Regions from separate parts of the Homo sapiens genome. Here all the other regions are linked to region 1. The links are chromatin loops, found by intact Hi-C in ENCODE. Cell type or tissue: heart right ventricle. All regions are shown on one strand. Region 1 overlaps TPCN2 (two pore segment channel 2). Region 2 holds the start of LOC124902699 (a long non-coding RNA gene). Region 3 overlaps PPP6R3 (protein phosphatase 6 regulatory subunit 3). Region 4 overlaps IGHMBP2 (immunoglobulin mu DNA binding protein 2). Region 5 overlaps IGHMBP2 (immunoglobulin mu DNA binding protein 2).

Region 1 (5,000 bases):
GGCCCCAGCTGATGGTCCTGGGTTTTAATCCCAGCACCGCCTCCTGCTGGCTTAGCTACCTCGGCAGCTTGTTGCACGTTTCTAGGCCTCAGTTGGGTTGTTTCTGAGATGGAAATAGTAACGCGCTCTGCATCATGGTGTGTGTGGGCCGGCTGCCCGAGAGCTGTCCTGGCCACGCAGCAGTGGTGTTTGTATCGAGTGCTCTTGCTTTGCTCATCGTGGTTCACAGGGTGGGTCTCTGTCCTCCGCAGGTGGTCCAAGATCTATTTTGTATTGTGGTGGCTGGTGTCGTCTGTCATCTGGGTCAACCTGTTTCTGGCCCTGATTCTGGAGGTATCAGAGATCCCCACCCAGGCTGTTCTCCATGGTCGTTTGTTTCTAATTCACTCTCGATGGGCCTGAGGCCACCGGCCGGGCCTGCCTGGAACTTTGATGGGAGAGTCGTGCTGGGTTAGGCGGGTCCTGAGTGAGGCTGAGCCCCTCCCGTGGGGCTCAGTGCTGCCCGCCCTGGCTGCTGGGGCCTTGGGGAGTGCTCCTGACATCTGGGCTGCTGGGGCCTTGGGGGGTGCTCCTGACATCTGGGCTGCTGGGGCCTTGGGGGGTGCTCCTGACATCTGGGCTGTGGGGATTCTCAGGCCCCCAGGTCGGGCTGAAGGAGGGACTTGGACATTGGCTCCAGGAGGAGCCAGCAGCCTCGTGGGGCCTGTGCCTGGGTGTCCAGGGTGAATGGCTCAGCCCCCTCAGCGGGTGCCCTGTGGCTGACCCTGGAGGGGCCGGGGATGGGGCAAGGCTGCTTTCATTCGGGGCCCACACTCACTGGCCACTCCTCCTGCTTGCCAGAACTTCCTTCACAAGTGGGACCCCCGCAGCCACCTGCAGCCCCTTGCTGGGACCCCAGAGGCCACCTACCAGATGACTGTGGAGCTCCTGTTCAGGTGTGTGGGTGGGGAAGGCGCTTCTGTCTGGCCCCCTGGGATGGGAAGCCAAGAGCTGGGGGGTGGAGGGGTTGAGGCGGCGGGCAGGCCCTGATGACTGTCCTCCCCCTCCGCCCGGTTATCTGGCTTTGGTCCTGTGCTCTAGGAGAGCAGCTCAGAGCCGGGATCGGGGCGGCTTCTTCTTCCTGCCACTGGCGTCATAGCCTTTGTCCTGCTCTCCTGCTCTTGGATTGGGCATATTTAAGGCACCATCCTTCAGGGTCCATTGGATCCTGTTGGATGTAAACAAGGGACCTGAGGAAAACGCACCCATCTCTTCTCCTGGCAGCTTTGAGATGGTTCCTCTGCTAGTCCAGAAAAGTGACCACCCAGAGGCAGCCCTGCTGTGGGGCCTCTGTGCCTTCCACCAGGGGCTGCCGAGTTGCTGCAGCCAAGCCCTGCGGTCCTGCCAGCCAGTGGGAAGACGTGGCCCCTGGGCTTTTAAGAATGCCGTGTAGATATTTCTAGTGGCTACATCCATCCTGAGGCTCATCTGAGTCCCCGTGTCTCTGTGTCCCTGTGACACTCACTTCGCATGTGTTGCTAAGCTCTGCTCCCTTGTTCTTGTGGGCAGGCCAGGGTCTCCCTCCTTTAGAGGCCCCTGTGTGCATCTTTCCTCAATTCCACAGGGATATTCTGGAGGAGCCCGGGGAGGATGAGCTCACAGAGAGGCTGAGCCAGCACCCGCACCTGTGGCTGTGCAGGTGACGTCCGGGCTGCCGTCCCAGCAGGGGCGGCAGGAGAGAGAGGCTGGCCTACACAGGTGCCCGTCATGGAAGAGGCGGCCATGCTGTGGCCAGCCAGGCAGGAAGAGACCTTTCCTCTGACGGACCACTAAGCTGGGGACAGGAACCAAGTCCTTTGCGTGTGGCCCAACAACCATCTACAGAACAGCTGCTGGTGCTTCAGGGAGGCGCCGTGCCCTCCGCTTTCTTTTATAGCTGCTTCAGTGAGAATTCCCTCGTCGACTCCACAGGGACCTTTCAGACAAAAATGCAAGAAGCAGCGGCCTCCCCTGTCCCCTGCAGCTTCCGTGGTGCCTTTGCTGCCGGCAGCCCTTGGGGACCACAGGCCTGACCAGGGCCTGCACAGGTTAACCGTCAGACTTCCGGGGCATTCAGGTGGGGATGCTGGTGGTTTGACATGGAGAGAACCTTGACTGTGTTTTATTATTTCATGGCTTGTATGAGTGTGACTGGGTGTGTTTCTTTAGGGTTCTGATTGCCAGTTATTTTCATCAATAAGTCTTGCAAAGAATGGGATTGTCATTCTTCACTTCAGCACAGTTCTAGTCCTGCTTCTCTGGAGTAGGGTTGTTGAGTAAGGTTGCTTGGGTTGTGCATTGCACAAGGGCACATGGCTGTGAGGTGTATCCTGGCGGGGGGCTGTCTACCTGCAGTGAGGGGCACCTTTTCTGTTTTGCTCAAAGGCATGTATAAGCCAATGGGTGACCTTATTTCCTGTGTCTTCAGGTGTGTGGCAGGGGGCCTGGGGTGGGGAGGTGGGGCGAGCGAGCAGTGTGTGGAAAGCCTTGTTGTCACCTGAAGCACGCCAGGTCCAGATTGACCAATGGTTTTCTCACTTCAGGGGCCAACCCACGCCCCCTTTCTGCTGAGGTTTGGGTGCCATCTAGTGGTGGGATGGGACTTGGTTGACTACATTTAAGGTAAGGTGGACCCAGCAACTCCCAGAAACAACTCCGGGGACACCACTCCCCATCACACTCCACACCGAGCCTGGTGCCCGGTCTGTGCCCGAGCTCAGCGGGACCAGGAAGGGATGGGCCCTGCCAGGGTTGCCCCTGCACTGTGCATTCTCGCCTGGGAGGCACAAGTTCTTTCATCTGCTTTTCCTTCAGAGGTGCTGAGCCCACGCCATAGCCCCTGTGGGATGGTGGGGGAGGGGGCGACCCGAACAACAGTGCAGTCGGTATCGAGATTGGGGAGAGGAGCGAGTCCAAGGAGAAGGTCATGAGTTTCTTTTTACTCGTGTTGAATAATAACAATAACAATAACAATAACAATATGGAAACCACCGCAAACTTGGAGAAAAGTTGTAAGCACAGTAAAGAGAAGCTTCCTTCTGAGTCACTTGAGTGGTTGCCGTTCTGGCCCTGCACCCTCTGTGCTTTGGGACGGCGTCCAACCCGCATTCATGTCAGGAGTGAGTCGCACGTGGCTTTGTGGTCATGGCGACTTAATCCGCCTGGACGGTGGCTCCGTCTCCCTGGGCTTAGACGACCTTGGCACTTCTGGAGATAAGCCCATGGCTCCCAGGTTGTGTTCATGTGACGTTTCCTTGTGGTAGGTTCTGGGTCTGCGTTTCGTCTAGGAGTGTCACAGGATGGACACTGCCTCCTGGCAGGGGCTGCCCAATGCAGTTAGCCTCCTGCTGGTGTTCTCTCTTGTTGCTTGGTGAAGGTGGCCCTGGTCAGCTTCTCCACTGCCCAGTGAACGACCCCTTTGTAATGAATGAGTGGGGAGGTAGTGTGAAGCGATGCCAATATCCCATCCCTGTCAAACTGCCTTTACTTTTTCCTTCCTTCCTTGCTCCCACCTGTGTGGATCCTGGTCCCTTCTTGTATTCAGGGCTGTGGTCTGTTATGACATTTACTCTCAGGCTCAGGTCCTGCTTGTTTGGCCCGTGGGAGCCCCTTCTTCTGCCTTTTGTGTTTTTTTTGTTATGTACCTACAGTTCTTTAGCTGTTTCTTTACTTTCTGGTGCAAAAAGATGTTCAAGCCTTATTTTATACTTGCCTGCCCCTTTCTCTTTCATTTATTGGAGTGAGCTGCAGCTCTAAGAAGACCTGTTCTTTTGAATGGAGAGTAGCATCAGGAACCAGGATGTGGGTGCGAGGCGTGCTCCTGGCTGTTGCAGATTGCTGCACCCGGGAGCTCTTAGTGGACAGAGCTAGAGGATATGTGCACGTACTTCCATCTCTCTCTCTGTCTCATCTATTCACAGCTGGGAATGATACTAATACCTCCGATTTTAGCCCAGCACCACAGGGTACGTTCCAGTTTTTCTCTCTTTCCATAGCTGTAAGGCCCTTTCTGGGAATGGTTCTCATTCTCCTTAATCTATTATTGGGTCAGTTTTCCTGCATGTCCCCAGCCTCCCATCACTGCCACCCACTCCCCACAGAGATGCCCTGCTCATCCGACTGGGGCTTTGACTCCCACACTGTGTACCCCTCTTGTGTGGACGCCCTGCTGCCAAAACCTTCAGCAAACAGCTTTCCAAATGGAAGTTGTCACTGTCAGGGCCTTTACAATCAGCAACAGCAAAATCTACATGCTGCTGAGGGTCCTGCCTCATTAAGATGCAATAAATATGTAAGTACATAAAAACAGCAATAGAAGAAACGTAATGCTTTATTCTCAAATATGATGTCTACATAGAAAAGCCAAAATTATTAAGAATAGTAAGAATTCACCCAGCACTTTGGGAGGCCGAGGCGGGTGGATCATGAGGTCAGGAGATCGAGACCATCCTGGCTAACAAGGTGAAACCCCGTCTCTACTAAAAATACAAAAAATTAGCCGGGCGCAGTGGCGGGCGCCTGTAGTCCCAGCTACTGGGGAGGCTGAGGCAGGAGAATGGCGTGAACCCGGGAAGCGGAGCTTGCAGTGAGCCGAGATTGCGCCACTGCAGTCCGCAGTCCAGCCTGGGCGACAGAGCGAGACTCCGTCTCAAAAAAAAAAAAAAAAAAAAAAAAGAATTCAGCACAGTTGTTTGCTATGAGATTTAAAAAGTTTTTACTTTATTACTTATTCATTTATTTATTTTAGGGTCTTGCTCTGTTACCCAGGCTGGAGTGCAGTGGTGTGATCATGGCTCACTGCAGCCTCCAACTTGTGGGCTCAAGCAGTCCTCCTACCTTGGCCTCCTGAGTAGCTGTAACTACAGGCACATGCCACCAGGTCTGGCTAATTGTTTTATTTCTTGTAGAGATGGAGTATCTCTATGTTGCCCAGGCTATTCTTGAATTCCTAGGCTCAAGTGATCCTCCCACCTTGGCCTCCC
Region 2 (5,000 bases), 320 kb before region 1:
ATTGAGCACCCCTAAAGAAGAAGGTACAGGAATGATGAGATCAGAGAAGCTGGAGTGATGGCCTCCAGAAGCCTTTTAGGGAAGTGTGACAAGCACGTTGTGTCCTCAGCCTGATGGCACATTACCGTCTGGGCCGGGTCCACCATGGCCCGCACGAAGTCGCATGACTCAGTGGTGCAGGAGCGCACGGTCTCCGTCCTCCCCTCTCGGAAGAGCCGGGTCATGGAGGCCTCGTATGTGAGGCAAAACTTGCCCATGTCCTGGGGAAAGAGAAGTACTTCAGTGCACGGCAGGGCATGCTGATATGTCTAAAACGTAAGGAAGGATTGGGTAAGATTGGCAAGGAGACGTGGACTTCATTGTCAACATTTTTTTGAGACGGGGTCTTGCTGTTGCCCAGGCTGGCATGCAGTAGCATGATCACAGCTCACTGCAGCTTCAACCTCCCCCTGCTCCGGTGATCCCCCCACCTCAGCCTCCTGAGTAGCTGGGACTACAGGTGCATGCTAATTTTTTTAAAATTTTTTTTGTAGAGACAGGGTTTCACCACATTGCCCAGGCTGGTCTTAAACTCCTGGCTCAAGCGATCCACCCGCCTTGGCTTCCCAAAGTGCTGGGATTACAGGTGTGAGCCACTGTGCCCAGCCTATTGTCGAATCATATTTTCAGTCTCTGGCCGCTTTTACATGTGGGTAGTGACGTGGCAGCAGACAGGTGTCACTGGCTTCAGGAAGGGCCTGGTGGAGGTGGGTCAGTTTCTAGGTTAACCAGGTTTCTGTTTCAAGATGCAACTGATACTATGACACCCCCCCCACCCCCGAGTCCAACACACCTCTGCTGCATTCCCTTCAGGCTAAGGTGCAGCCTGCAGCAGTGTACAGAAGGAATGCCGTGCACAGCAGGGGATCTGTGTTTGAAATGATTTAAAGACACAACGTATTGCCTGGAGCAATTCCACTGCGTCTGGAAGATGGTGAGAATGATCTGGGAGAGACTGTGCTGGGGTGCAGGAAGAATGTCTAGCAGGAGGGCGGGAAGTGGGTGGGGCCGGAGCCTGAAGCACAGCCACTGCCCCATTAGACAGGAAGCCTCGGGTGGGCTGGCAGATGCACAGGGAAGGTCTCTTCCAAAAGCTCCTGTTTTCTGGGTGAAGCAGAAGAAAGCGGGCCTGCTGAGGGCCAGGCTGGAGAGGAGGTGCTGGCAGCGGGAGAGGGGTGTGATGTGGCATTCAGGGGCATGGAAACATGGTGCCTGGCCCACTGCGGTCAGCGCTCACTCGTGGGGAGGGGAGACGAGCCAGCTGTTGAATGCTTTTTTTCCAGCTAGGCTGGTGCCTTGGGAACAGAATCACAGCAGCTGGAGAGCTGGGCTGAACCCGGGAGCCTCTGCAGGCTCCCCAGGTAAGTTCAGGGGGACCAGGGAGTCAAGGTAAGGGATGATCCCAAAGAACCATGGAACCCACACCCAGAGAATAGAAAAGGGAGGGCAGGGAGGGACAAGGGGATGGGGTCAAGGAACGTGGGCATCTGGGCCTAGAGAGGACAGCACGGCAGGAGGGGCTGATGCCCCTGAGGCTGAGCCTTGGTGGAGATGACGGGATAGTGCAGCAAGGGCCCCTGCTGGGAATAGCAGATGGTGGATAAGGACAGAGACTGAGTCCAAGGCAGCACGCGGCTGTGGGAGGAACAGCATCTGCGTGCTGCCCCAAGAAGGGGCCCGGGGCCACCAGGCCAGCTCAAAGAGGACCAGGTTCCAAGTGGGGACGAGAAGGTGATAAGCAGCAGTTTATGGACCCAAATGATTCCTGACCAGACACATCCCTGCACATTAGTGTGCACCCTGGCACAGGCCCTGGTGGCCCCAGGGTGGCAGACCCACCCATCTGCAAAGGACACCATGTGGCAGGCTGATACTGTCAAATGAACCCAGAAGAGGGTGCCAGAGGCAAGGCTGGGCTGAGCACAGGGCCTGCTCAGCCTGGGGAAGGGGAAGCCGGACAGAGCACAGGACCCACTCAGCTGGGGAACGGGGAGCCGGACAGAGCACAGGACCCACTCAGCTGGGGAACGGAGAGTCAGACAGAGCACAGGACCCGCTCAGCCGGGGAAGGCCTGGCACCTGCACACAGGCCCAGCTGAAGTCAGGCTCCTCACAGTGCAGCCAAGATCTCTGGAGGAGAGGAGGCCCCTGAAAGGCAGAAGGTAGCGTCCAGGACCAGGGCCCCTGAAAGGCAGAAGGAAGCGTCCAGAACCAGTGAAATGAGAGTGCATCAGCCAGCAGAAAAAGGAAACTGAAGGCGTCGACAAGAGCAGCGGCTTTGCAGAGGGAAGCGTCTAGAGACCGTGGGAGCACGCTGGACACCAGCGCTAAGCAGCACTTGCAGTGAGGACCTGGCTGAGCCCCCAGGATCCCCCCAACGTAGCTGGCCGCCTTGGGGAGCTCTCTTCCCCAACCCACAGATGCCACCAACCCTGGTGGCATGACACGACACTCAAGATTCCCTTGGGAGCGGGGGTCACAGGCCTGGGGCCTGCCATGAGGCCACGGGGCCTCCTGCTTCCCATGCTGATAGCAAACGCGCCTTTCAGAGCCCTTCCCGCATCTCCTCACTACAGAGCACTTCATAGGCGCTCACAATGAAGAAGTGGGGAGAGGGAGAGAAGCAGATAAAAGGGAAAGCGGAAATGTGGCATTTTAGTTATTTAATAAAGGTAAACTTGAACTATATGATGCAATGATTCATTTGAAATCAATGTTCCAATATCAAACTTTAATTGTGTAAGTTATGAGAACAGTCATGCCTTGTGCCCACAGTTTAAAAGACAGCCATCTAAAAAACTTCTTGGCAAATGCATTGAATATTAGTGTGCAAGCCCCACTGGAGCTCAGACGCCATCAAAGAGCCAAACCAGGTTACAACTGCAGCACCCTTGACCCACTGTGACCAGCCGCCATCAGGAGGATGGCCCTTCGCTGCCACCAAAACATCTCCAGTTTCTAAGAAGCAGGATTCAAAGACAGTCTATAGATATACTGACATATATGGCATCACACACTAGCACTGTTACTATGGGGCTAATGATTCAGGTTGGTAGGGCTTCCAAAGCAGGAGGCAAATAACTGCTGCAGACTAGAATTAATACCACTGTCTAGTGTCAGCATTCAATCCATATTCAATATTCAATACTGATTTACTGATGCTCCCGGCACAGGCAATACTGTTGTAAGACAGATCATGCCTTTGCCCTCAATGAGCAAACATTCTAGCAGGAGACAGGGATGAACAAAAAAATTCTATCACATCAAGTCAGGCCACTGAATAGAAATAACACAGGAACAGGGAACTAGGGAACAGAACAATGCGGGAGGGGCTACCTTTTTTTTTTTTTGGAGACAGTCTCACTCTGTCGCCCAGGCTGGAGTGCAGTGGTGTGATCTTGGCTTACTGCAACCTCTGCCTACCGGGTTCAAGCAATTCTCATGCCTCAGCCTCCTGAGTAGCTGGGATTAGAGATGCGTGCTGCCATACCTGGATAATTTTTGTATTTTTAGTAGAGACGCGTTTCCCCATGTTGGCCAGGCTGGTCACAAACTCCTGACCTCAAGTGATCCACCTGTCTCAGCCTCCCAAAGTGCTGGGGTTATGCTTTATAAAATGAAATACACAAGGTTATTGTGCATAACCTTGAAGGACCCCTTCAAGGGGTCAATATAACACAAGGTTATATTGTGTATAACCTTGAAGGACCCCTGAGAAGGGGTCCCCAGGCTCTCCTAGGCTGCCCAAGGGGTCCAGGGCAGAAAAAAGGTTCAGAAGCTTAGAAGAGACCCACAGGGCCACAGCAAGGTTCTGGATTTATGTAAAACCACAGGGAGGCTCTGCAGCTCCCAGCTGGGTTGAGATCGGTCTGAATGTTAATTTTTGAATGAATAAATCTGATGTATACTTTTAATAGATCACTTTAATGGATCTGTCATTTTTATTTTATTTTTTATTTTTTTGAGACAGAGTCTCACTCTATCGCCCATGCCGGAGTGCAGTGGTGCGATCTCAGCTCACTATAACCTCCGCCTCCCAGGTTCAAGGGATTCTCCTGCCTCAGCCTCCCAAGCAGCTGGGATTACAGGTACCTGCCACCACGCCCAGCTAATTTTTTGCATTTTTTGGTAGAGGCAGGGTTTCACCATGATGGCCAGGCTGGTTTCGAACTTCTGACCTCAGGTGATCCATCCGCCTCGGCCTCCCAAACTGCTGGGATTACAGGCGTCAACTACCACGCCCGGCACTCCAGCCTGGGTGACAGAGTGACACTCTATCAAGGAGGAAAAAAAAAAAAAAAGAAAAGAAAAAGGAAACTTCACAACATCACCTGCTAATATTTTGCATTTATCCTTTCTAGACTTTGCATGTAACAAAGCAAGAGTTGGGAAACTTCTGTAAAATGCAGAACAGGCTGTGCGGGCCAGGTGCTCTCTGTGGCGACTACTCCGCTCTCCCACTGGAGTGAGAACAGCACAGACAACATGTGAAAGCCGGGCATGGCCGTGCCCAGAACGCTTCACTGATGAACACTGAGACTTCACGTAATTTTCACATGTCACAAAGTATTGGTCGCCTGTTGACTGCTTTTCAACTACTAAATATGTGAAGCCATTCTTAGCTTTCTAAGCCATGAAAACAAAAATGAAAACAAAAACATTGAAGGGCCAGGTTTGGCCTATGAGCCACAGTCTGCAGATCATTGTAAGAAACACCTGACTTTCACAAACTGTTTTATGACTAAATATTTTTCCGTATAATATGCCATAGATGGCTGGGCGTGGTGGCTCACACCTGTAATCCCAGCACTTTGGGAGGCCAAGGATTGCTTGAGCCTAGGAGTTTGAGACCAGCCTGGGAAACAAGGTGAAACCCCATCTCTACAAAAAACATAAAAATTAGACGGGCCTGGTGGTAAATGCCTATAGTCCCAGCTACCTGGGAGACTGAGGTGGGAGGA
Region 3 (5,000 bases), 480 kb before region 1:
GACCAGGGCAGTCATTCTGGGTAGTAGCGTGGGCTTCTTTGTAGGTAGAAAAATGGCCTACAACTCTTCACTCCTGGGTGTCAAGTACTGAGAAACGCCCAGACAGGTCTGCCAGGGGCCGTGGACAGTGATGGTCGTCACAGCACCCTGCATGGAAGTGTGAGGTGGAGGGCAGCTTTGGTTGGGAGAAGCCATGTAGAGTGGTAGGTGCACGCCACGGGTGCTGTGCCACAGTCAGTGGGGACAGTGGGTCTCCCCGACTTGCTGAGTTAAGAGGTAAATACAATGAGATGTAGAGTTGAATCCATCCCAGTTAGCGACTCAGAATACACATTGTGTTATGACTATTTTTTAAAGAATTAGAATTAGAAACACATTAGTTGCTTTGAAGGGAAAGGAGTGGAGAATGGGGATGAAGAAGAGTAACTTTACAAAGAAGGAACCAGGTAATTCAGATGATCACTAAATCATATGATTTTAACTCATTTTCCTACTTATAAATTGCTTGGAACTATCTGGAAACGACCCAAGAATGCATCCTAATATGAGATTTTTCATAAGCAAAATCCAGGACAGAATCAGCTCTGAGTGATGGACCTTTCACTCTTATTAGTGCCATTGTGATTATGTAAAAAGGGGAATCCCAGACTGAATAGGCAGAGTCTAAATTTCTAGCCCACAGAGCTGAGGAGAGTGTCTCTTGTGTCTTTCTCCACCAAGAACCATCTAAGGGGGAAAAACAGTCCTTCTGGGTCTCATTTTACCCAAATCCTCTGTGTCCTTAGGATCAGCTCTTGGCCCCCTCTTCTCCCTCTGGCGTTTGTGCTTCTCACACATTGTTCGAGGGCAACTCGAGGAGCCGTGAAATCCGATGCAGTCAACACGGTGACCTCATGTGACTGAGGCTTCCAGCCAGCAAGCTGATGGGGTCTGTCTTGCTGCTTTAATGGTGGGCTTGGCCCCAAAAGCAAAGTGCTTTAACTAAAGACTCATTCCTTCAAACAGGTTCTTTGACACCTTCACCGAGTCTGCAGTTTTGCTTACGTGCAGTCGTGGACATATTATTCCCCCAAATTCCTCATTTCTAGGAGTATTCTGAAACTCTTGTACATTTCTTTTTCTGTTTTGCACACTGGGCTTCAGAGTGTTGAAATCCTATCGGTATGTACAGTGTTATGGGACCGTTCTTTATCAGACGCCAGCCACATTACATTGTCCCTGTTTTGGTTCCCACCTGTGTGCGACCCTTTCCTTTTGTGATTCCCCAGTCACTGTCTGTGGTTGTGTGATCGTGCACCCTGCGCATGCTCAGTCCCAGGATGCTTTGCCTCCGCGGCAGTCATGACTCCAGAGCCATCTGCATGTGACCTCATCCTCTGGTGCCTAGGTGCTGGTCCCTAGGGTGTTTGATGTGCCTGTCATCCTCTTTACTGCAGTGAGGAAGGGAAACTGTCTACCTCTCAAGATGCTGCTTGTAAAGACGCAGAGGAGTGTCCCGAGACTGCAGAGGCGAAGTGCGCGGCGCCCAGGCCTCCCAGCAGCAGTCCCGAGCAGAGGTAACCACCCGCCTCCTCAAACCCACCCAGGCCCTGCCCTGACCTTGCCTGTTGCTTCCTGGGAGTTGGGAGGGGACTATAGGGATCGTTTACAGCTGTGCTCAAGTCTTAGGCCGCTGACCTGGCAGGACAGGGTTTTCTCAGTCCTTAATGAGCTGAGTCCGACTGAGCTGAGAACTTAGAAACAGCAGTTCCTCTCCTTAGCGCAGAAACTGAAAACCAGTTTTTAGAGACTCTTTAACATCACTCGCTCTTTTAGAAGTGGCTCCGAACAGAGGGGTCTCCTCACCCTTGTTGTTGAGGTACTGAGCTGAGGGTGGCATTGAGCCCCTCCAGGACTTGAGTTCTCATTGGCCCCACTAAAGTCATCCAGCCGCCAGGCACGAGCAGATCGTGGTGCCTATTTGCCCACATTCCTGCCCTGTGTGACACAAGGAGAACTTGCTGGAGCCCTTTCATACATGTAGCTAAATAATTCTTAGTGCTTAAGTGACTCCCTGTAATCTTAAGTATGAAATGCCCACTCCCAGAGCTGTGTGACTTAGAATGTGATGTTTTGTTTCTAGTCACTTTTTGCTTAGCCTGAGCCAGTGGTCTGAAGGGATGGGCCAGTCTAAGTCTCAGCCACCCGGAGCCCATGCCAGGCCCTTAGCAAGACTGAGCATGGCCCAAAGATGAGGCTGCACCCCTGGGCCACAGGAAGCTTTGTTCAGCACTTCCCACAATCAACTTCTGTGAACAAATGTAGCTAAGATTGTATATTCCTTCCATAAGGAATAAAATGACCTTTAAAGCTATTTCAGAGAAGTTTTAACCCCCCACCCCCACCCCATCCTCCCCCAAATCTTGCCAGCATTGTATGAGAGCATAACCAGTGGGAACCAGCAGGGAGCACTCTTTGTTGGTCCAAAATCCTGTATTCACAGTGTAGCAAGCTGTTTGTGTTCCTCCTGTGGAAATTGTAGCCAAAATAAAGCCTTTGTTTTTGTGATTAGAAATATTTTTTTTGCATATAAAACAAACAAATTAAGAACTATTTGAGCATGTTGGCTCTAGTGAAGGCTTTTGGGGGAAGAGGCAGGGTGGCCCTCTAGCACTGGGAAGCTGCCTCAACTCTGCTTCTACGGATTGGGCAAGTCACTCTCTTTCTTGGGGTTTCAATGTATTTTTTAATGGTCCTTTATAGGTCTCATTCCCAATCAATTATTTCAGCTCTCTGATTTCTACCTATAAATTTCCTTTATATTGAGGGCTGCCTAGGCAGGATCGTCCAGGTCTATCCCAGTTTGGGGCAGTTGCTTCAGGGGAATATTCTTGGTTTCTCTGTCATAAGGATGCACAAGGCTCTGGAGTCATTTCCTTGGCTTTCTGAGCACAGAAGAATTGTTTGCATAAGGGGAAGCCACTTGCTCTCCTCTGTGGCTGGGAATGCCTGCTCTGAAGAGCCCTGCCCTAACCTGCCGGGCCAAGGGATGGAGGAAAAGATGGGGTCAGCCAGTGGAAGAAGAGGGGCATCACTTGGGTCCATGCCTTTATCCATCTGTCCTTCTTTCCTCTGACACACGTTTGTGTGTGGTGGCCACTGGTCTAGGCCGGGTCATAAAGCTGCAGCACACGGACACCCAGTGGTCTCGGGGCATACTAGAGGCACATTCATCAAGAAGCCACGAAGAAGGGACAGGGGTCCATGTGAGCTGGGGTGCGGGGGAGAGGATCTCTGAGGTGACGTTGGAGTGGGCATTAGGGCAGACCTAGAGTGCGTCCTAGATTGCACGTGTTCTAAAGTGACGTATGACAGCATGGGATATTGAAGCTCACCCGTCTTTCCTGTGTGGTTCCCGTCCCAGCCAGATACCACAGTTCCTTGGATTGGCAGGCGCGCTGTTTCCTGTCACACTTAAAGATCTGCATTGCCACATGATCTCACTTTTCACAGCTGTTTTATCAAGCATGTCCTTTGTGCTTCTGATGTGCTGAGCATGCTGCACACATTATGTACTTATTTCATATGTATACTAGTGAAGCCCTGTGGGGCGTGGGGAGGGTTCTTTTCCCATTTTACAGAGGAGAAAACAGAACTGAGAGGGGCTAAGAAATCTACTTATAAGATCACTCAGCTTGTTTAAGTGAAGGCAAGTTAGTTATATACCAGTTATGTCTAGTTCCAGAAGTCTCGATTCCTATGTCTCTCATACACGGAGCCACCATCAGATGTAAGTAAGTGAGCAGAGTGGATTGTGTGTGCAGAGCTGACTTTTTGGCTCACTGTATAACCAGCAGGTATAAGGCATGAGTAGCATTCTAGCTGTAAATTGTGAATGCTAGTGGAAAAGTGCTTGTGGGCATCCCAGTTACGGCCCTAAGCACCCTTTCCCAAGTCTGCTTGATACAATTTTGGTCAAGCCTTCCCGAATAGGTTATATATTCAGGTTGTAATTTTGGCAGGAAGGCAAAACCTGGACACTTTGTTATATACTGTCCCACCTGTTATTCCCTCCCAGTTTTGAGCCTAACATTTGCTTTGTGGGACATGTTCTTCAAGTGGACACCTTTTTTTTTTTTTCCAGTAGTTTATTTGCAAACCTCCTTTCCTTTCCTTTTTTCCCCCCTTTCCTAGTAGCAGAATCCTGTTTCCAAGTGAAATAGTATGTGGATTCCAATCTGTGGGTCACATAAAAGCTTTCTTGAAGGAGCGGTGAACACATAGCTCCTGAAGGCTCTGGAAGCCACAGTTTATACCCCACTGACCTAGTCACTCCCTGTGCTTCTTGGAGGCCGCGGTGGGGCGGTTCTCCCAGAGCATTTGCTCTGCTGCTGCCCTTGCTGAATGCCTGCTCACCCGGTGATGAAGCTTAGATGCACTCACTCAGATTTTTCTAGAGCTTTTGCTCCATTCATTTACATATCATTTTATTAAAAACTTACTAAGTTCAAAACAATGTTAAAATAAGTTGTCCCTGCCCTTGGGGAGCTCAGCTAAGTAGGTTTTGTTTTTCATATTTCTGCTGCAAGTGCCTCCGATGCCTGTCTGTTGCTCCTTAGGACTGGCCAACCAAGCGCACCAGGTGACACTTCAGTGAATGGCCCTGTATGACGGGTGACGTCTGCTGCTGCTGACTGAGGACTGCAGACCGCCACCACTCAGGGGCTCTGGAGGGGTCAGCTGGAGCCCACCAAGCTGTCACTGCTGCACTCACTCTGCAAGGGATCAGGACCAGCAACCTTTATATTCTAGATTCTAAGACATTGTACAGAGAAATTCAGAAGTGTAAAAATATTGCACATTGACAAATACCAAGAATTTTTGCGTATGTTTATATTGTATTGTTCTAAATAATGGGTAGCCTGTGAAATAAGATCTTGCCACCCATGTAATAATAGTAGTAATACTATAGTTAAAATGGCTGTAAGAATAGTTTTATAAAAGTGAATACACAGATCTAT
Region 4 (5,000 bases), 150 kb before region 1:
GTGGTGCAGAGGGTGGGCTCTGGCACCAGGTGGCCCGGGCAGGTCCTGGCTCTGCAGCTCACCCGGGCAGCTGTGGGCTGGCAGCCTCCTCTGTCTCACCCTTCTTACATGTAATATGGGAGTCATAACAGTAGCCACCTCATGAGGTTGTTATAAGGATGAAGGGAGTTAATCCACATCTGGCACACCCAGCAGTGCCTGGCGCCTGGGCAGTGCTCAGCCGCTGCAGCCGTTCTTGGTGGGAGTGGACTTGACTGCTCACAGTTGGAGCATGTTGGAGTGTGTTCGTTCCCTGTTATGGCTGTGACAAATGACCACAAGCTTAGTGGCTGACAACAACAGATTTTCTGACCTCCAGAAACGACAATCTGGGGGTCAGATGTCCAAAATCAGACTCACCGGCTTAAAATCAAGGTGTGGGTGGGGTTGCTTCTTCTGGAGGATCCAGGGGAAAACCCATCTCCTGGTCTTTTCCGGCTCCTAGAGGCCACTGCTTGACTTGTTGCCCTTTCCTCTGTCTATGAAGCCAGCCGTGTTACGTCTTCAAATCTCTCCCCTCGGTGACCTTCTCTGACTGACCCTCGCATGCCCCCTTATAAGACCCTTGGGTTATCACCTGGGTCATCCAGGGTCGCCTCCCCATCCCAGGATCCTTAACTTCATCTCAGCTGCAGCGTCCCTGTTGTCCTGTAAGGGAACATTCACGGGCCTTGGCGATTGGATGTAGGTGCCTTTGGGGCTGTGATTCAGCCAAACCCGCCCCTTGGTTACTTCTGGGTCAGAATCCAGGGGAGAGTTGGGTCCTGAGGTTTGGGGCCTGTCCTCCTCACTTGCTGTGGTTCACACCTGGACTCTGGGGCTCAGGCCTGCCTTCCCCCTTTCTCCCTCCTGGGCGCAGGGCTGCGCTGGCAGGACTGTCACTCAGCCTGATGGAACGCCTGGCTGAGGAGTACGGCGCGAGGGTGGTGCGGACACTGACGGTGCAGTACCGCATGCACCAGGCTATCATGCGCTGGGCCTCAGACACCATGTACCTTGGGCAGCTCACAGCCCACTCTTCCGTGGCAAGGCACCTCCTGAGGTGAGTAGCTCGGCACCACCCGCCGCCCCATCCTTCTGCCCTGGCTAATCCTCTGCGTCACCTGTTTCTACGCAGCAAGCTAAAGTGAAGCTTTCTGCATGAAAGTCGACTCTGAGGCTAGCTTTTTGGAAGAGAGGGTGGCCTTGCCCTGGAGAGCTGGGTCAGGCCCGCTCCCTCCCTTCTGATGTCCTGATGTGCTCATTGTCCTCCCCTACCTAAGCCTTTTCCTCGTGGGAGGGGTCGGTTCTGTTGGGTGGGGCCTCAGTGCTGCACTGTGGCCCCCTGATGTGCTCCCTCTCTGCCTGTGTGCCAGGGACCTCCCAGGTGTGGCTGCCACAGAAGAGACGGGTGTGCCCCTGCTCTTGGTGGACACCGCCGGCTGCGGGCTGTTTGAGCTGGAGGAGGAGGACGAACAGTCGAAAGGGAACCCTGGTGAGCTTGCTTGCAGATGGCCAGCTTTTTTGTTTAAACATACCTCCAGCTCTTTAAAAATAAAAGGCACTTTAATTGCCTAATTCCGGGAGGAGCTGAGAGCAGTTGTTGATGGCCGTGAAAAAACGGAGCCCCACACTGCAAGAGGCTGAGCAGCATCGTTTTCTCCAGGGTGAGCAGACCGCTCCTGGGTGAGATGGGCCTGGCAGCATTTTACGGCCTTCTCCTGAATGGTGGCCCAGCTCTGCCTGGCTGGTCTGGTGATGGGAACTGTCATTGCTCAGCTGACACCACCATCTCCCCAGTTCCACGTTGAACAGGATGCACGGCCATAGGAGTCAAAAGGCCTTCATTGCTGATGTGAAATTCAAGTTAGCTGGGCATGGCTGGTCCTGGGGCCCTGGGACACAGATGATTAGCTCCCAGGAAGCCACCTGAGTGGAGGATCAGCTGGCCATGATAGACAGAAACGTGCCCGAAACACGTGTTGGTGGTGGATGCCCACTTGGGGCGACCTTGTGCTGCTCACCCGTTCTTTCTTTCCCTCCAGGCGAAGTCCGCCTCGTCAGTTTGCACATCCAGGCTCTGGTGGACGCTGGTGTTCCAGCCCGTGACATTGCTGTGGTCTCGCCATACAACCTCCAGGTACGAGGGTTTCCTTTTGTCCCTCTACAGAGCAGCTGGGGCTCACACAACCTAGAGGGTGAAAGAAAAAGGGTGATTTGTTGGCTGTGGTGACCGAAAAGTTCAGGGGTAGGGCTGACCTTATTGTGACTGGATCCAGGGCCCAAATGATGTCGTCAGGGGCCCCTCTGCGTGTTCGTCTGCCCGCCCCACCTTGCCCCGCCCTGCCCGGTGCCCCAGCCTTCTGCACTGGCTTGTGTTCTGGCCAGATTTGCTGGGTGACCCCGGCAGCCTCAGGCTGACACAGTCCTTCCACGGGCAGCCCTGGCGGAACAGCCTGTCCTTTTCTGGCATTTCCCACAGGAGTCTCAGCCTTGAGCCTTGCTGGTCTGGCTCAGGTCGTGTTCCCATGCGTATCTCATTTGGTAGGAAAAATGTACCTTCTGGAGTATCGGGAGGATCTGTGGAAGTGGCCATCATACCTTCCTGGTGTGCAGGCATCACACATAGGGCTGTCTGAGGCTGGCGGCTGTCATAAGCCAAAAGAAATGATCAAATGCCAGGGACAGGGTGTGGTATTGGCGTGCATGCGTGCCCGTGAGGAGGGCGAACGGGAAGCCTTTCCCCATGGGGCTCCTGCAGGCTCCGCTTCCCAGGTCCTGGCTGTTTCACAGCGTGAGGCCCTCTGCTGAGCTGAAGGGCAGGGTCTTGCTGCGCTGGCATGGGTGGGTGAGGAAACCACAGCCCGGCTGGTGTTTCAGGTGGACCTGCTCAGACAGAGCCTTGTGCACAGGCACCCTGAGCTTGAAATCAAGTCTGTCGATGGCTTCCAAGGCCGAGAGAAGGAGGCCGTGATACTGTCCTTCGTCAGATCCAACAGGAAAGGTACGGAGCCCTCGCCAGAGTCCTTTGGGGACAGCACAGAAGTGAATTTATTGATTGAGGGGCATATTGGGTGTCTGCTGGGTGCCACACTGGTTTCTGGCAGTGTGCTCATGGTGCACCTTCTGTCCTTAGTAAGTTCACGTCAGGCAAAGCACAGGCAAGAGAGTCTGCAGAGGCTCAGAGGCGTGAGTGTGCTGTCAGGGAGCAGGTGGCTGGGGTGGCAGCTGGGGGCGCAGGGTGGGCTGGGAATGATCAGGACATCCTGCCGAGGAGGTGAAGCCCCCTGCAGCCCAGAGCTGGCCTTTAGCCTCCATGCACGGAGCCGCGGGGTGTGGTGGTCGTGGCTGTGGTTTCTGTGCTGCTGTGGTGTGTGGGCTTTCCCATTTGGGATGAGCATTGTTCCCAGAAGCAGGTTTAGTGAACGGGCTTTGTGAGACATTCTCAGAAGGCAGAAAGCAGGTGAGGCCTGGCTAGAAGCTATGGGGGAAAGAAGGGAAGGTCCTGGAAGGTTTCTTGTGCTTTCTCCCTGGTGCCAGCTGCAGCCACACCCCAGGCGGCCCCTGAGGCTGGGCTTAGAAGGAAAGGAGCGACAGAACCCAGTCGGGTTCCCCAGAGCCCCACTCAGTCAGCCGTGGCAGCCAGATGCCAGGGCAGGTGTGGCATCACGGTGCCACGCGTGGCCGGGCACCCGTGTGGATGGTGGGCCACGCGCAGGGGACTACACTTTTGGTGGTGGTTACTGATAAGGGCGTAGGAGCCTGACTGTGTTTCTTAGTCTGAAACCTGCTTCTCACTCCCCTCTGGCCTTTTGTAGGTGAAGTTGGTTTTCTTGCTGAGGACCGGAGGATCAACGTGGCTGTCACCCGTGCCCGACGCCACGTGGCGGTCATCTGTGACTCCCGTACTGTCAACAACCATGCATTTTTGAAGACCCTGGTGGAGTATTTCACACAGCATGGGGAAGTACGCACGGCCTTTGAGTATCTTGACGATATTGTCCCAGAAAACTATTCCCATGAGAACTCCCAGGGTTCCAGCCACGCTGCCACCAAGCCCCAGGGACCTGCTACGTCCACCAGGACCGGAAGCCAGCGGCAGGAGGGAGGCCAGGAGGCTGCAGCACCTGCCAGACAGGGCCGGAAGAAGCCGGCTGGGAAGTCTCTGGCCTCTGAAGCTCCATCTCAGCCCAGCCTCAACGGAGGCAGCCCAGAGGGAGTGGAGAGCCAAGATGGCGTGGACCACTTCCGGGCCATGATAGTGGAGTTCATGGCCAGCAAGAAGATGCAGTTGGAGTTTCCTCCTTCCCTCAATTCCCACGACAGGCTGCGGGTCCACCAAATAGCCGAGGAGCACGGGCTGAGGCACGACAGTTCCGGGGAAGGGAAGAGGAGGTTCATCACTGTGAGCAAGAGGGCCCCGCGACCCCGAGCAGCCCTGGGACCCCCAGCAGGGACCGGTGGCCCAGCCCCTCTCCAGCCAGTGCCCCCTACCCCTGCGCAGACAGAGCAGCCTCCCAGGGAGCAGCGTGGCCCAGACCAGCCTGATCTGAGGACGCTGCACCTGGAGAGACTGCAGAGGGTCAGGAGCGCGCAGGGGCAGCCCGCCAGCAAGGAGCAGCAGGCCTCAGGGCAGCAGAAACTTCCAGAAAAGAAAAAGAAAAAAGCCAAAGGTAAGTCAACTAATAAGAACTTGGGGCAGTGTCCCCTCACTGGGGTGCTGGCCCCACTTGGAGCCCACCTGCCACCATCAACAGAAGGAAGGGCTTCCTCCTGGTGGCACCGTGCCCGTGTCATTTTAGCTTTATTTTCAGTCATGCCACTCCCAGCTCCGTCTGGGCTCCCCTAGGTCGGTGATCAGGTCACGGGCACCTTCTTTTCCCAGACCCTGTGTGGGACTCGGCAAGTAGGCAGCACTCAGAGCATGTCTGCAGCAGCAGGAGGGGCCTGGAAGAGCAAACATGGATGGCTCCCTGGAGCCC
Region 5 (5,000 bases), 160 kb before region 1:
TTTGCCCTGGTGCTATTTGCTTCATGTTTTTTTTTGAGACAGAGTCTCACTCTGTCACCCAGACTGGAGTGCCGTGGCGCAATCTTGGCTCACTGCAACCTCTGCCTCCTGGGTTCAAGCGATTCTTCTGTCTCAGCCTCTGGAATAGCTGGGAGTACAGATGCACACCACCACGCCTGGCTAATTTTTGTATTTTTAGTAGAGACGGGGTTTCACCACATTGGCCAGGCTGCTCTCGAACTCCTGACCTCGTGATCCGCCTGCCTTGGCCTCCCAGAGTGGTGGGATTACAGGTGTGAGCCACCGCACCCGGCCTCATGTTTTTTAACATTGTGGTGAGAACACAACATGAGATCTACCCTCTTAAATGTTTAAGTGTACTATATAATATTGTTAACTATAGACGTCGTGTTGTGCAGCAGATCTATAGAATTTATCTTGCACAGCTGAACCTTTATACTTGCTTATTGCTGAGTTCACTAATTTCCTTCTTTCATGCCTAATCTCACATCTGTCCCATCCAGTGTAACTTTCATCTGACATCCAGAAATAAGAGTCTTTTTATATCTTTGATGTTCTTATTTAATTTTTTTAACATTTGGAATACAACTATAATAACTGTTTTGAATATTCTAGACTATTATTTCTCTATCACCTGTGTCATTTTTGGTCTCTTTCGATGAACTGTTCCCCTTGAGTGGTTGTGTTTTCCTACCTTTTTGTAGGCCTGCTAATGTTTGTTTGGATACCGGACATTGAGGATTTTACGTTGTTGCATGCTGAATATTGAATATTTTTGTATTCCTATAATCTTTTTTTTTGTTTTTTTGTTTTGTTTTTTTGAGACAGCGTCTTGCTCTGTCACCCATGCTGGAGTGCAGTGGTGCGATCTTGGCTCACTGCAACCTCTGCCTCCTGGATTCAAGTGATTCTTTTGACTCAGTCTCCCGAGTAGCTGGGACTACAGGCATGCGCTACCATGCCCGGCTAATTTTTGTATTTTTAGTAGAGGCGAGGTTTCACCATGTTGGCCAGGCTGGTCTCAAACTCCTGACCTCAAGTGATCTGCCTGCCTCGGCCTCCCAGAGTGCTGGGATTGGTGTGAGCCACCACGCCCAGTCTCCTATAATATTCTTGTGCTTGGTTTTGGGAAGCAGTAAAGTTACTTGTAAACAGTTTAATCCTTTTGAGTCTTGCTTTTGAGATGTGTTAGGGTCTGGATCAGTGCTTAGTCCAGGGTTAATATTCCCCTGTACTGAGGTAAGACCCTTTGAGCTTTCTACCCAATGCACCCTGTATCATGAGATTTTTGAGTTTGACTGGTGGGATTAGGTGCTGTTCCCGGCCTTGTGTGAGCACTGGGCACTTTTCTCTCATTGTTTTGGATGGTATTTTTCCCAGGCCTGGAGTAGTTTTCTCCTAAGCATGTGCTAATCACAATACCCAAGGGAATCTCGCAGCAGATCTCTGGGGTTTTTTCTCTCTGTGTAGCAGTCTCTTTGGCATTTTGTCCTGGAAACTCTGCCTGCATTGGTCGCCACAGATTCTCAGCCTTGTCTCCTCAACTCAGGGAGCCTTCTAGGTTCTACCTGGCTGCCCCTTCTCTGTACTCTCTCCTGGAAACTCTCAAGGCAGAAAGCTGGGGTAACCCCAGGGCTCACCTCCTTTGTCTCTCGTTATTCAGGGGTTACTTTTCTTTGTTACCTGTTGTCTAGTGTCCTGAAGAGTGTGGTTTCAGTTATTTTAAAAAAATTTTAAATAACTGGCTGGGGGGGTTGTTATTTGAGATGGGAGAGTAAATGCAGTCCCTGCTATTCCATCTTGGGCAGAGGTGGAGGACGCACATTCTCTCTTGTAGCCAGGAGAGAGCACTCCCGTTACAGAGCTGTGTACCTTGTGACTGTTGTGGGAATCTTGTCAACCACTCTTTTGGGGTTTAGGAATGTGTTTGTGAGACCTCTGGTTTGTTCCTGTGTGATAATAGTACCACAAAGGTAGCAGCTGAAAACAACCCACGTTTATTATTCTACAGTTTATCTGGGCGGAGAGCCCAGGCCCGGCTGAACAAGGTGCTGTGCTCAGGATCTCACAAGGCTGCGATCGAGGTGTCAGTGGGGGCTGCAGTCTCATCTGAAACTTGCCTGGAAAGGATCTTTCTTCAGGCTCACGTGGTTGTTGGCAGCATTCAGTTCCCTGTGGGTTCTTGCTGGGTGTTGGCTGGAGGCCGCTCTTAGCTGTTTGCCCTTAGGCCTTGCCAACATGGCTGCTTGCTTCCTAAAAGCCAGCAAGAGACATAGTCTCCTAGCACAATGGGTTATCGTCTTATGTAATGTTATCAAGGGTGTCACATCTCATCACCTTTCCCCTGTTCTGTGGATTAGAAGCAAGTCTCAGGCCCCACCCACATTTGAGGGGAAGGGATTATGCAAGATGTGAATACCAGTGGCCAGGATCCTGGGGCATACCTTAAAGCAAGTTTGTCTAACTAAAGGCCTGCAGGCCACATGTAGCCCAGGATACTTTGAATGTGGCCCAACACAAATTTATAAACTTTCTTAAAACATTATGAGATTTTTGTCTCTGTGTTTTTTTTTTAAGCTCATCAGCTATTGTCAATGTTAGCATATTTTATGTGTGGCCCAAGACAATTCTTCTTCTTTTAATATGGCCCTGGGAAGCCAAAAGATTGCACATCCCTGCCTTAGAGTCTGTTTGCCACAACCTCTCAGCTGGTGGGCTGCTCTAAGGAACAGAGTCCAGGTTCTTTTTTTTTTTTTTTTTTTTTGAGACAGCATCTCACTCTGTTGCCCAGGCTGTAGTGCAGTGGCACAATCTTGATTCACTGCAGCCTCCTCCTCCCGGGTTCAAGTGATTCTTGTGCCTCAGCCTCCTGAGTAGCTGGGATTGCAGGCGCATGCCACCAGGCCCAGCTAATTTTTTTTGTATATTTTGTAGAGACTGGATTTCACCATGTTGGCCAGGCTGGTCTCGAACTTCTGACCTCAAATGATGTGCCCACCTTGGCCTCCCAAAGTGCTAGGATTACAGGAGTGAGCCACCACACCTGGCTAGATTCTAATTGGCTTTGTAGTTATTGCTTTATCCAGTTGTGTTTTAAATCAGACAGGAGAAAAAAAGGGTCACAAGCAGAAAATACATTTATGGGGTCTTTTATATCTACCCATGTAGTTGCCTTTATTTCTTCATGTAGATTTGAGTTACTCTCTCCAAAGGACTCCCTTTGGTATTTCTTGAAGGGCAGGTTTGCTGTGACAGATTCTCTAAGCTCATCTTTATCTGGGCATGTCTTAGTTTCTCCTTCATTTTTTGAAGGATAGTCTTGCTGGGTATAGAATTCTTGGTTGACAGTCTTTCAGCCCTTTGGACGTGTCATTCCATTGCCTGCATACTTTCTGATGGGAAAGCAGCTATTGATCTCATTGAGGGCTCCTTATATGTGACAAGTTGCTACTCTATTGCTGCTTTCAAGTGTCGTCTTTTGTCTTTTGAGTGTGTGATTATCATGTGTTAGGTGTGGATCTCTGTGAGTAAATTACATGGAGTTTGTGGACCTTCTTGGATGTTTAGATTCGTGTTTTTCATCAAATTTGGGGAGTTTTCAGCCATTATTTTTTCAGGTATTCTTTCTGCCCTTATTCTACTCTCGTCTCCATCTACAACTCCCATTATGAATCAGTTGATTCACTTGATAATGCCCCACAGATCTCTGAAGCTCTGTTCATTTTCCTCCATTTTTTTCTTTCTGATCTTCAGGCTGGATCTTCTCAATGGACCTCTCTTCAAGTTTGCTGATCATTCTCTCCTGTTGAATCCTTCTAGTGAATTTCAGTTATTGTACTTTTCAACTCCAGAATTTCTGTGTGGTGCTTTTTTTTTTTTTTTTTTTTTTTTAGATGGAGTCTCGCTCTATCGCCAGACTGGAGTGCAGTGGTGTGATCTCGGCCCACCGCGACCTCTGCCTCCCAGGTTCAAGCAATTCTCCTGCCTCAGCCTCCCGAGTAGCTGGGTCTACAGGCGTCTGCCACCACGCCCAGCTAATTTTTGTATTTTTAGTAGAGACTGGGTTTTACCATGTTAGCCAGGATGGTCTCTATCTCTTGACCTCATGATCTGCCTGCCTCAGCCTCCCAAAGTGCTGGGATTACAGGCATGAACCACCATGCCAGCCTCTGTGTGGTACTTTTTAAAAAATTATTCCTGTCTCTTTATTGATATTCTCTTATTTGGTGAGACATTATTCTCATATTTTATTTCTTTAGACTTGTTTCCCTTTTGCTGTTTGAACATACTTAGAATCGCTGATATTTCAAGTCTTTGTCTAGTAAGATCAGCATCTGGGCTTTCTCTAGTATCCAGTTTATTTATTTATTTATTTAATTTTTTGGAGATGGAGTCTCACTCTGTTGCTCAGGCTGGAGTGCCGTAGCGTGATCTCGGCCTGCTGCAACCTCCGTCTCCTAGGTTCAAGCGATTCTCCTGCCTTAGCCTCCTGAGTAGCTGGGATTACAGGCGTCCACCACCACGCCTGGCTGATTTTTGTATTTTTAGTAGAGATGGGGTCACCATGTTGGCCAGGCAGGTGTCGAACTCCTGACTCAGGTGATCTACCAACCTTGGCCTCCCAAAGTGTTGGGATTACAGGCGTAAGCCACTGCTCCTGGCCTCAAGTATCTGTTGATTGCCTTTTTTCCCCTGAATATTGGCCATATTTTCCTGACTCTCTACGTGCCTTGTAGTTTTTTGTTGAAAATGGATGATTTTAAATAATAGAATGTAGCAACTCTGGAAGTCAGGTTCTCTTCCCACCCCGGGGTTTGTTGTTGTTGCCACTTGTTGTTTGTTTAGTGACTTTTCTGGACTAATTCTGTAAAATCTGTATTTTTTGTCTTGCGTGGCCACTAAAGTCTAATACAACTTAGTGGCCAGCTAGTGATTAGACAGAAATCCCCCTGAACTCCTGGAGCCATAAATGCCCCAGT

Evidence for each region. Hi-C counts contacts between places; a loop is a spot of excess contacts. Peaks named below come from ENCODE experiments on the same cell type or tissue, not always from the same donor. Only the 100,000 strongest peaks of a DNase experiment are listed, where the experiment ranks them.
Region 2: it touches region 1 in a loop (3-fold over the local background); 3 of 110 quality-filtered maps call a loop at or near these places.
Region 3: a loop joins it to region 1, with 3 times the contacts of the local background. A loop is called at or near these places in 5 of 110 quality-filtered maps.
Region 4: it touches region 1 in a loop (2.1-fold over the local background); 18 of 110 quality-filtered maps call a loop at or near these places.
Region 5: a loop joins it to region 1, with 2.4 times the contacts of the local background. A loop is called at or near these places in 19 of 110 quality-filtered maps.

The regions. Positions count from the first base shown.
Region 1 is chr11:69,086,272-69,091,271 of GRCh38, forward strand. TPCN2 (two pore segment channel 2) reads left to right here. Exons shown (of 25, transcript NM_139075.4): 23 at 252-333; 24 at 841-935; 25 at 1,604-4,326. The coding sequence ends at 1,682. Among named protein-coding and RNA genes, the nearest start is that of MIR3164, 5.6 kb to the left of the region's middle. RefSeq lists an enhancer at 1-315 and a silencer at 2,482-2,621. In heart right ventricle, CTCF peaks have their summits at 2,612 (motif pointing left) and 2,812; DNase peaks (open chromatin) are centred at 2,600 and 3,146; H3K27ac peaks cover 3,244 bases.
Region 2 is chr11:68,762,502-68,767,501 of GRCh38, forward strand. It overlaps CPT1A (carnitine palmitoyltransferase 1A), which reads right to left. Exons shown (of 19, transcript NM_001876.4): 15 at 126-260. LOC124902699 (a long non-coding RNA gene) reads left to right here and starts at 830. Exons shown (of 3, transcript XR_007062751.1): 1 at 830-973; 2 at 1,323-1,400; 3 at 2,156-2,727. RefSeq lists an enhancer at 1,039-1,841. In heart right ventricle, a CTCF peak has its summit at 1,934 (motif pointing right); no DNase peak of the experiment used is centred here.
Region 3 is chr11:68,608,468-68,613,467 of GRCh38, forward strand. It overlaps PPP6R3 (protein phosphatase 6 regulatory subunit 3), which reads left to right. Exons shown (of 24, transcript NM_001164161.2): 23 at 1,437-1,556; 24 at 4,599-5,000. The coding sequence ends at 4,650. Among named protein-coding and RNA genes, the nearest start is that of GAL, 74 kb to the right of the region's middle. RefSeq lists enhancers at 1,026-1,527, 1,528-2,027. In heart right ventricle, a CTCF peak has its summit at 2,443 (motif pointing right); no DNase peak of the experiment used is centred here.
Region 4 is chr11:68,932,401-68,937,400 of GRCh38, forward strand. It overlaps IGHMBP2 (immunoglobulin mu DNA binding protein 2), which reads left to right. Exons shown (of 15, transcript NM_002180.3): 9 at 899-1,081; 10 at 1,395-1,513; 11 at 2,064-2,158; 12 at 2,899-3,022; 13 at 3,837-4,691. Among named protein-coding and RNA genes, the nearest start is that of IGHMBP2, 31 kb to the left of the region's middle. RefSeq lists an enhancer at 1,611-2,810. In heart right ventricle, no CTCF peak of the experiment used is centred here; no DNase peak of the experiment used is centred here.
Region 5 is chr11:68,922,379-68,927,378 of GRCh38, forward strand. All of the region lies in intron 7 of IGHMBP2 (immunoglobulin mu DNA binding protein 2), which reads left to right. Among named protein-coding and RNA genes, the nearest start is that of IGHMBP2, 21 kb to the left of the region's middle. RefSeq lists an enhancer at 4,797-4,916. In heart right ventricle, a CTCF peak has its summit at 1,888 (motif pointing right); no DNase peak of the experiment used is centred here; H3K27ac peaks cover 1,758 bases.